Regions from separate parts of the Homo sapiens genome. Here regions 1 and 2 are each linked to region 3. The links are chromatin contacts, found by Hi-C or POLR2A ChIA-PET in ENCODE. All regions are on one chromosome and are shown on one strand. The core of a region is the stretch at or near the end of the contact, and the rest is flanking DNA. Distances in the headings are between cores, read along the strand shown.

Evidence for each region. Hi-C counts contacts between places; a loop is a spot of excess contacts on that map. ChIA-PET counts read pairs that join two places held with the same protein, here RNA polymerase II (POLR2A). Pooled maps may share reads with other maps.
Region 1: a pooled map shows a loop between it and region 3 (5-fold over the local background). The contact joins the promoter of YJEFN3 here to the promoter of ZNF737 in region 3. A Hi-C loop is called at or near these places in 5 of 50 pooled maps. POLR2A ChIA-PET finds 5 or more read pairs at or near these places in 2 of 52 experiments (activated CD4-positive, alpha-beta T cell and activated naive CD4-positive, alpha-beta T cell).
Region 2: a pooled map shows a loop between it and region 3 (4-fold over the local background). The contact joins the promoter of GATAD2A here to the promoter of ZNF737 in region 3. A Hi-C loop is called at or near these places in 1 of 50 pooled maps. POLR2A ChIA-PET finds 5 or more read pairs at or near these places in 2 of 52 experiments (B cell and CD4-positive, alpha-beta memory T cell).

The regions. Positions count from the first base shown.
Region 1 is chr19:19,527,600-19,530,299 of GRCh38, forward strand. YJEFN3 (YjeF N-terminal domain containing 3) reads left to right here and starts at 1,312. Exons shown (of 7, transcript NM_198537.4): 1 at 1,312-1,392; 2 at 1,765-1,914. The coding sequence starts at 1,334. It overlaps NDUFA13 (NADH:ubiquinone oxidoreductase subunit A13), which reads left to right. Exons shown (of 5, transcript NM_015965.7): 4 at 102-171; 5 at 408-599. The coding sequence ends at 527. RefSeq lists enhancers at 571-1,071, 2,047-2,700.
Region 2 is chr19:19,404,270-19,406,969 of GRCh38, forward strand. It overlaps GATAD2A (GATA zinc finger domain containing 2A), which reads left to right and starts at 1,406. Exons shown (of 12, transcript NM_001384528.1): 1 at 1,406-1,750. RefSeq lists enhancers at 562-1,470, 908-967, 1,471-2,377 and silencers at 1,088-1,637, 2,198-2,277.
Region 3 is chr19:20,564,354-20,567,067 of GRCh38, forward strand. It overlaps ZNF737 (zinc finger protein 737), which reads right to left and starts at 1,428. Exons shown (of 4, transcript NM_001159293.2): 1 at 1,285-1,428. The coding sequence starts at 1,287. All of the region lies in intron 2 of LOC105372316 (a long non-coding RNA gene), which reads left to right. RefSeq lists enhancers at 861-1,020, 1,231-1,280.

The DNA of each region.
Region 1 (2,700 bases), core at 62-2,561, 1.0 Mb before region 3:
CAGGGTCGGAGGGAGGCTTGAAGGGGTGCTACTAGGGGCCCTAGGCAGGGGCCCCTCAGGGCACTGAGGCCCCACCCCCACCATCGGCCCCATCCCCACAGGACCTTGCAGATGCTTCGGGAGAACCTGGAGGAGGAGGCCATCATCATGAAGGACGTGCCCGACTGGAAGGTGGGTCCCGGCTGGGAGGGCAGAGGTGCCAGCCACGGCAGAGACAGGGCCTGGGGTTGGGGAGCTCCCACAGCTTTCTATAGAAACCCCAGGACCAAGGGGGTGGTGGGTGCCAGGTCCCACAAGGGAAGGCTGTAGCGCCTGCCACGCACAGGGGCCACTGATCCTGGGGGATGGGTCCTAGCAGGCTGTATATGGGTGGCTGTGCCTCTACCCATACCCCACTGTCCCCACAGGTGGGGGAGTCTGTGTTCCACACAACCCGCTGGGTGCCCCCCTTGATCGGGGAGCTGTACGGGCTGCGCACCACAGAGGAGGCTCTCCATGCCAGCCACGGCTTCATGTGGTACACGTAGGCCCTGTGCCCTCCGGCCACCTGGATCCCTGCCCCTCCCCACTGGGACGGAATAAATGCTCTGCAGACCTGGCCTGCCTGTTTTCCTGGGGACTGGGGGAAAGAAGGGGGAGAGGGCCCAGCTAGGCACCACCGGATCACATGTAGCATGGGGACGCAGCAGATATGCACAGGGTGACCTCAAAACACACCTAGGGGCTGCCCCTGGATCCACTGGCGGCCTCCTCTCTGCCTCCGATATACCTGGACTCTCCTGCCTCCCTTTTGAAACCATGCCTGTCAGCAGCCCACTTACCTCTCCAGGCTGGGGGCCCCTGGGTCAGCTTTGGGTCAGACCTTCTCCACGGAGGTCTGGAGAGTGGGGGGAGCCTTGACCTCCCGGATACAAGTGATCCTCCCGCCTCAGCCTCCCGTGTCACTGCGATTACAGGATTACAGGCGTGAGCCACCATACCTTGTGCAGCCCTGCCAATTGTAGGCATGGCGAGGGTATTTGTCTGCGGAGGGGCTCCTCGCTCCCTGAGAGGGAAGCTCAGAGACACGGGGATATCTGCAGGGAAAGTAAGTCGGGGGAAGCAACCAAGATTGGCCAGGTGCCTCTGCTGTGGGCTCCTGGCACGAAAGGGTGAAGTCCGTCTGAGTCCACCGACCAATGGTGACGCGCAGCGCCTTCGCGGCGCTTCCTGATTGGCGGGCATGCAGGGTGGGCGGGAGGGAGGAGAAGAGGGGGCGTCCCCTCCCTCCACGGATGCGCTTAAAAGGCGGTGGCGGTGGCGGCAGCGCCCGGCGCCCGGGCTCACCTCGGCCATGAGCAGCGCAGCCGGCCCAGACCCGTCGGAGGCGCCCGAAGAGCGGCATTTCCTCAGGTCAGCTGGGGAGAGGGAAGCTGGAGACGGGCATGGTTCCCATGGGGCCAGGAGCAGCCCGTAGGACCGGAGGCAGGGTCATAGCTGGGACAGAATGGGGTCCGGGGACTGGAGACGGGCACAGCCGGGATGGAGGTTCAACGGCAGAGGCATGACCACGGTGGGGAACCGGAGGCAGGGATATGGCCAAGACGGGCCTGGGAATCCCGGGAATCCGAGACCCTCCTGGCATCTTGCTGGAGACACTAAGCTGCGTTGCTGGGGAAACTGCCTCCGGGGCAGCCCGCCCCTCATGAATGATTCATCAGCAGCGCTGGTCGCTCCCCCACCGAACCCCAACCGTGGCCCACCCCCACTCTCCATCTCTCCCAGGGCCTTGGAGCTGCAGCCCCCACTTGCCGACATGGGAAGAGCGGAGCTTAGCTCAAATGCTACCACCTCCCTTGTCCAGAGGAGGAAACAGGCCTGGGGAAGGCAGTCATGGCTAGAGCAGATTTGGAACGCAGGGCCTGTTTGCCAGAGGTTGGTGAGTTTGGGATCTAGAACTGGCGCCGTGGCTGTGACTCTCACCTCATCCTCCTCAGCCTTTGTGACATGGGACCCCAGGCAAGGCTGTTGACCTCACTGTGAACCAGATGCGTCCAACAGCTCCTGCCCACTGCCCACCTAGCAGGGCACGTGTCCCCTCAGCCGATGTCCAGACTCAGTCTAGGGAAGAGTGTTTTAGGAGCTGTGACTTCACCTTGGGGTGAAGGGGTGAGGTGAGGGGGGCCTCAAATGCTAAGTGAGGGGAGTGAGGGGGCTCTCAGGGGTGGGTAGGAGCTAGAACGTAGTGGGGAACTGGCTGACGAGGCTGGAGACACAGAAGGGCCTCTTAGGCATGGTGAGGAGTTTGGAGTTTGAATGTTCCCAGAGCCCTCGGGAGCCATCAGCAGGTTTGGGACCCGGTGATGCAATCTGGTGTTCGAGTTTTCAAAGCCCCCCCAGGCTCATGTTGAGTTTTGGGGGCAGGAGGCTGCTGTGTGCGGCCAGGTGATCCCCCGTGGTGGTCTGGTGGGCAGAGGTGTGAGGTGGAGAGAAGCAGGTAGGACTGAGAGCAGGGTGAGTGTGGCATGGCCACCCTGGCCTGAGGTTTCACCTCCCAGAAAGCCCCCTCCTGGAAGCATTTGGCGAGTGTCAGGCCCAGTTCCCTTTGGACCCAGGCCACTTCAGGCCTCCTGGGTCTGACAGGGAAATCCTTGGGGCCTTGAAGCTTCTCTCATCTAGGGGCCGAGATTCGGGATAGCAAAAGGCACCACTGAACACCCC
Region 2 (2,700 bases), core at 156-2,655, 1.2 Mb before region 3:
TTTAGAAAAACAATTTTGTAAAATTTGTTCTACATGAAGTGTTTTTCAGGTTTGCGGTTGAGACCCAATTATTCTTGGGCGTTACATTGATTTTCTTTTCAAATGAAGTAGAATAGAAATAACAGTACAGGCTGGGTGCAGTGGCTTATGCCTGTAATCCCAGCATTTTGGGAGGCCGATGCGAACAGATCACGACATCAGGAGATGGAGACCATCCTGGCCAAGATGGTGAAACCCCGTCTCTACTAAAATACAAAAAAAAAATTGCCGGGTGTGATGGAACGCGCCTGTAATCCCAGCTACTGGGGAGGCTGAGGCAGGGGAATCCGTGAACCTGGGAAGTGGAGGTTGCAGTGAGCCGAGATAGCGCCACTGCACCACTCCAGCCTGGCGACAGAGCAAGACTCTGTCTCCAAAAAAAAGAAAAAAGAAAACAGTACGTTGCATGTGGTAAATTTATGTTTGGTGAAACTTTTGTTTCAGTTGTACATATAGATTTATTAGGGTATGCGATAAAGCATGTCACCACCACTCTTCAGGAGTCTAGGTGTCTCATCAGGAATCGTTTGTTTTAAAACAACATGAAAAGAGGCGGTTTTGGGGATTCCTCAGAACCTGATTTTGGTATTGAGAGCCTTCTTGTGGTAGATTTTCCATGAACTTGATATTTTCCCTATTGAAATTGTATTTCGCTTTATGTAGTTTAACATCTCCAAAGTCCATTCTCTTTCAGGCTTTCATTCTGTCTCCTGTGTTTCCTCCTTGTTACTGGAGAGGGAGGGGTGCAGATTTGCTTTCTTGAGGGGTTTTCACCTTCTCCCTGAGGCACGAGGGCAGATTGGGAGGTAACTGGAGAGGGAGAGCAGTCGTCCCCAAGTGTCTTGAGGTGGGTGGGTCTGGAGCTTTCTTTGTAGAATTCTGTTCACTGCACTGGAGAAGTGATCGTTCAGCCGATCCACACCCCGCCCTCCCCACAGACACCGGGGCCGAAGTTCCCAGAGAAGAGCTTCCGCGTGACGACCCCGCGGGGGTGACATTCTAACCCGCGTTTCAGAGGCAACCCTGAGTTGCTTGAGGTCGCCCAGCTCAGCTGGCGCGAGGTCAGCAGTGAGCGCGTCGTGAGTCAGCCTTGGGTGCGGCCCGCCCGGCTTTGCCGCCGGTGAGTTGGCCACGACCCTTCGGCCTGCGGAGGGCGCTGGGACTCGGCGGGGAGGGAGCCAGCCGGAGCCCGCGTGGGAAACCAGCGCGCCCAACGAGGTGTCGCGTGGGAGCGCGCCGGAGAGGGGCGGTGCTTCCGGGGCGGTACCGTCCGGCCCCGCCCCCTCAACTCAGGGGCCCGCCTTCTACGCCTGGAACCCCGCCCACGAGCTCCTCCCTTCTCGTCAGGCCCCGCCCCTCGGTCGCCACGCCCCGCCCAGCCGGGCGCGGGCGGGCGGCGTCGCCTTTAAGAGCTCCCCGGTGTTTTGGGGGCCGCGGGCCGGGCGCGCTGACCTGGTGCGCATGTCCCGGGCGGTGACGCCGGCGCCGGGCTCCATGTGTGCGGCCGAGGGGCGCATTATCTGGCCGGCGGCGCGGGCGGGCGGGCGGACCGGCGCAGCGAGCGCCGCGGGCCCGGGCGGCCCCACAGGCGGAACGAGCGCGCGCGGCCCGGCGTCCCCGGCCCCTCCGCCGCCCGGCCCCGCGGGCGACCCCGGACCAGCAGCCCCCGTAACCTGCGCGCTGCCCTAGGGCCCGGCCGACCCGCGGCCCGGTAAGTTCTGGACCAAACTTGGCGGGGGGCGGGGGCTGGGGACGCACGGCTGAGACTGGAGCGGCGCGGGCCGCGCAGGGTCGGGGCCTCGGGGGGCTCTGAAGGACCCCTGCATGAGCGTGGAAAAGTGAGAGCGAGCGAGTTCTACTCCTTGTATTCTGGGAGCGTCTTCTTGCGCTGCCCTGGAAAGTTCCTTGCCCCGAGGCGGCCCGGGCACGTGGGGGCCGGGCGGGGGTCCCGGAAAGTCGCGGCGTCGCCCCGCTTCCGTCCTGCGCTTCCTGCGGGGTCGGGGGAAGGGCTGGGCCGCGAGGCGCCTCTTCCGAGTGGTCGGGACGGGTGGAGGCGGCGGGAAGACGGCACGTGGGCGCGCGGGGCGGGGGTCCCGCTCAGGGGCGGGGGTCCGGGGCGGGTTGGGCAGCAACGCTGAACCCCGCGGCGGCGGCGGCGGCGGCGGCGGCGGATCCCGTGTCAGAATAAGAGTCCCCGCGCGCCCACGCCTGGAGGGCCGGCCCTCCCCCAGCTCGCGCCCTTCCTGCCTAACCCCCGGGAGCCGCGGGACCCTTTCCCCTCTCTGATCTCCGGCCTTTCTCAAGGCCCGACACTTTAAATTTGCCTCCCCATCTAGGCGGTGGCTCCATTGATTTCTTTTTTCCCACCTAGAGTGGGTCGGCATCAGTGACTAGACAGCAGCAGCTGGCCTTTTAAAGGGATTATTGCCAAGAATCGGAATTGATCACTTCAACAAGGAAAGGCTTATGGGCAGGGCCCAGGCTGAGAGCCTGACGGACACTTGGATTGTGCGCACACTGGGACCCAGAAATGAATGGTGACCCCTCCCTTAGGAAGTGAATGACAACCCTTAGGTGCGTGTTTCTGCCCTGAGAATTTTGCACAGGGCAAAATTTTGTAGGTCTGACTTAACGTCTTTAGGTGTATAGTTCATCCTTATC
Region 3 (2,714 bases), core at 178-2,677:
TAACTCATCAATTATCTACCACATTTTCCTGTGGAAATATATTCATTGTCTACAGCCAAAATGGAAGAGAGATTTTCCCTATTTTTTTCCTTGGTAACTAGCATTCCTGGCTAACATACTGAAACTCCATCTCTACTAAAAATACAAAAATTAGCTGGGCGTGGTGTCGCGTGCCCATAGCCCCAACTACTCCAGAGGCTGAAGCAGAAGAATGCTTGAACCTGAGAGGCGGAGGTTGCAGTGAGCCGAGATCTGACACTGCACTCCAGCTCTGGCGACAGAGCGAGACTCCGTCTCAAAAAAAAAAAAATAAAAATAATAAATTGAGGAACATGGGGTACACTTGAGGCCTTGCTTGAGACACATGTGGAAAATGCCAGGGAAAATCAGTCCGCTGTGGCGTGTGAAAATAATTAAGTGGCAGGCAATTAGACTGAAGAAGCTCTAGTCCCTGGATTTCTACCTCAAAAAAAAAAAAATCTAAGCTCATGTGCATTTTTTGGGAAATTACTACATTAGGGGAAACAAAATTCAGGCTTAAGCAACTATAAACTGCCAATTAAACTGTAATTACATAACCAGGAATTTTTTTTTTTTTTTTGAGACGGAGTCTCACTGTCGCGCAGGCTGGAGTGCAGTGGCAAGATCTCAGCTCACTGCAACATCCACCTCCGGAGTTCAAGCGATTCTCTCACTTCTGCCTCCCGAGAAGCTGTGATTACAGACATCTGTCATCACACCCAGCTAATTTTTGCATTTTTAGTAGACATGGGGTTTCCCCATTTGGGCCAGGCTTATCTTGAAGTCCTGACCTCAAGTTATCCGCCTGCCTCGGCCTCCCAAAGTGCTGGGATTACAGGCGTGAACGACTGCGCCCGGCCCCATAAATTTTGAATAGCAGAAAACAGAAACTGTGAACTCCACGGACCAAAGCTCTTCCCATTCATGAACCTGCACCCCGAGTCAGGATTCTCCCCTGACGACCCTCTGGTGGTCCCTGCACATTCTGGGAGAGACGGGAGGCTGCGGTTGCAGAGCTGCCCACGGAGCGCTCCAGGCCAGAGCAGTCACTACGCAGGGAAGACACAGGACGCCAGGGGGCCCGGCTGTCAGCGTAGCCGCCAAATTATGGCTGAACGGGACTGAGGCCGAGCTGGGCAAGGAGAACTCAGGGTGCAGATTGTGGAGCTGACTGCGCAGAGGCCTGAGTCCCGCCACAGCCACTTCCCACCGGTTCCAACCAGCCTATCCCCCTCTCTCGGGATGTCGGACCGGCACTCTCACCATTTCTAGGCTTCCAGGGGCTCCCGGGCGTCTTAGCTGTGGATCTCCCAATACCTGCAGGACACAGGGCCACAGAGGCTGGGCCTCTAGGAGCAGAGGACACACAGCAGTGAAGACAAGACCTGGAGCTCCGGCTGCAGAGACAAAGGCCCCGCAAAACCCGGAAGCCTTCCGCTTCACTCTGGCTGCGTGCCTGATTGGACGGCTTCCAGCCCAGCGTCCCTGATTGGATAATGCTTAAATCCCCGCCCCCTCAGGCCCTGAGTGACAGAAGATATGATCAGATGCTGGGTTAAGTGAACAAAGAGTGCCAGCCTAAGCAGCTGGCTTTTCAAACAGTGCTTCCTCCCTGAGCTGAGCCAGGCCCACCCCAGAGCATGGGAATATTTTATCTCTTGTTTACTCTCTTTCTTGTTGAATGTATTAAAAAGGTGAACAGAAGTATTTTGCTGTCATTAATAATACATAAAATTTTTGTTCAACAGAAAATCAACTTTTACTTTGGTAATGGTAAAATCTATTAAAGCTAATTTTAATAAAACCTTATAAATAAATCAAATTTGTCATTTTTGAGCACTCCAGATTTACATATATATTTTGTAATATCTCGTAATTTTAAAAAACTATTTATATTTTATTTTTGTCCACATTCTTTTTATTTTTTCAATTTGAAACAATCTTTAATTTCCAACAGCTATAGGAGATAGAAATCATTTAGAGGCAGGCACGGATAGTTCACGCTGGTAATTCCAACACTTTGGGAGGCCAAGGTGAGCAGATCACTTGAGGTCAGGAGTTCAAGACAAGCCTAGCCAACATGGTGAAACCCCATCTCTAATAATAACTAATAAATAATAATAATAACTAATAATATAAAAAGTTACCTGGGTGTGGGGGTGCACATCTGTAGTCCCAGCTACACCGGAGGCTGAGGCAGGAGAATCACTTGAAGCCAGGAGGCGGAGGTTGTGTAACAGCCCAAGGGGTTTATTTTACCCTTTGCCTAGACAGAGCCGATTCATCAAGACAGGGGAATTTGTGGAGGAAAAGTCACATATTAAATCTGAACTCAATTGAATGTGGACACAAACAATTGTCACCAAGTCCCAGAACAGGTTGTGTGAGCCCCTGAGGTGTTCATCCAGCGCTGTATTGAAGAAATCTCTATTTCAATCTATTCCTATATATTAGTTGTTGAAAAACAATAGACAATCACAAAAAAAGGTTGACCTTTTTGTGTTCCTTGAGGCAAGTCGTGAAGGGCTCTCATCACTGGGCCTTATGCCAAACAACTCGTTACAAAAGAGCTAAGGTCCCAGACCGCCCTGAAGCTTCATAAGACCTCTCCTTGTCTGTGTACGATGGACGGGTGGCTGACTCTAGAGCTGTGGCTGTTGCCTCCCTCTCTGGTGGTGAATCCCCCATAGTCT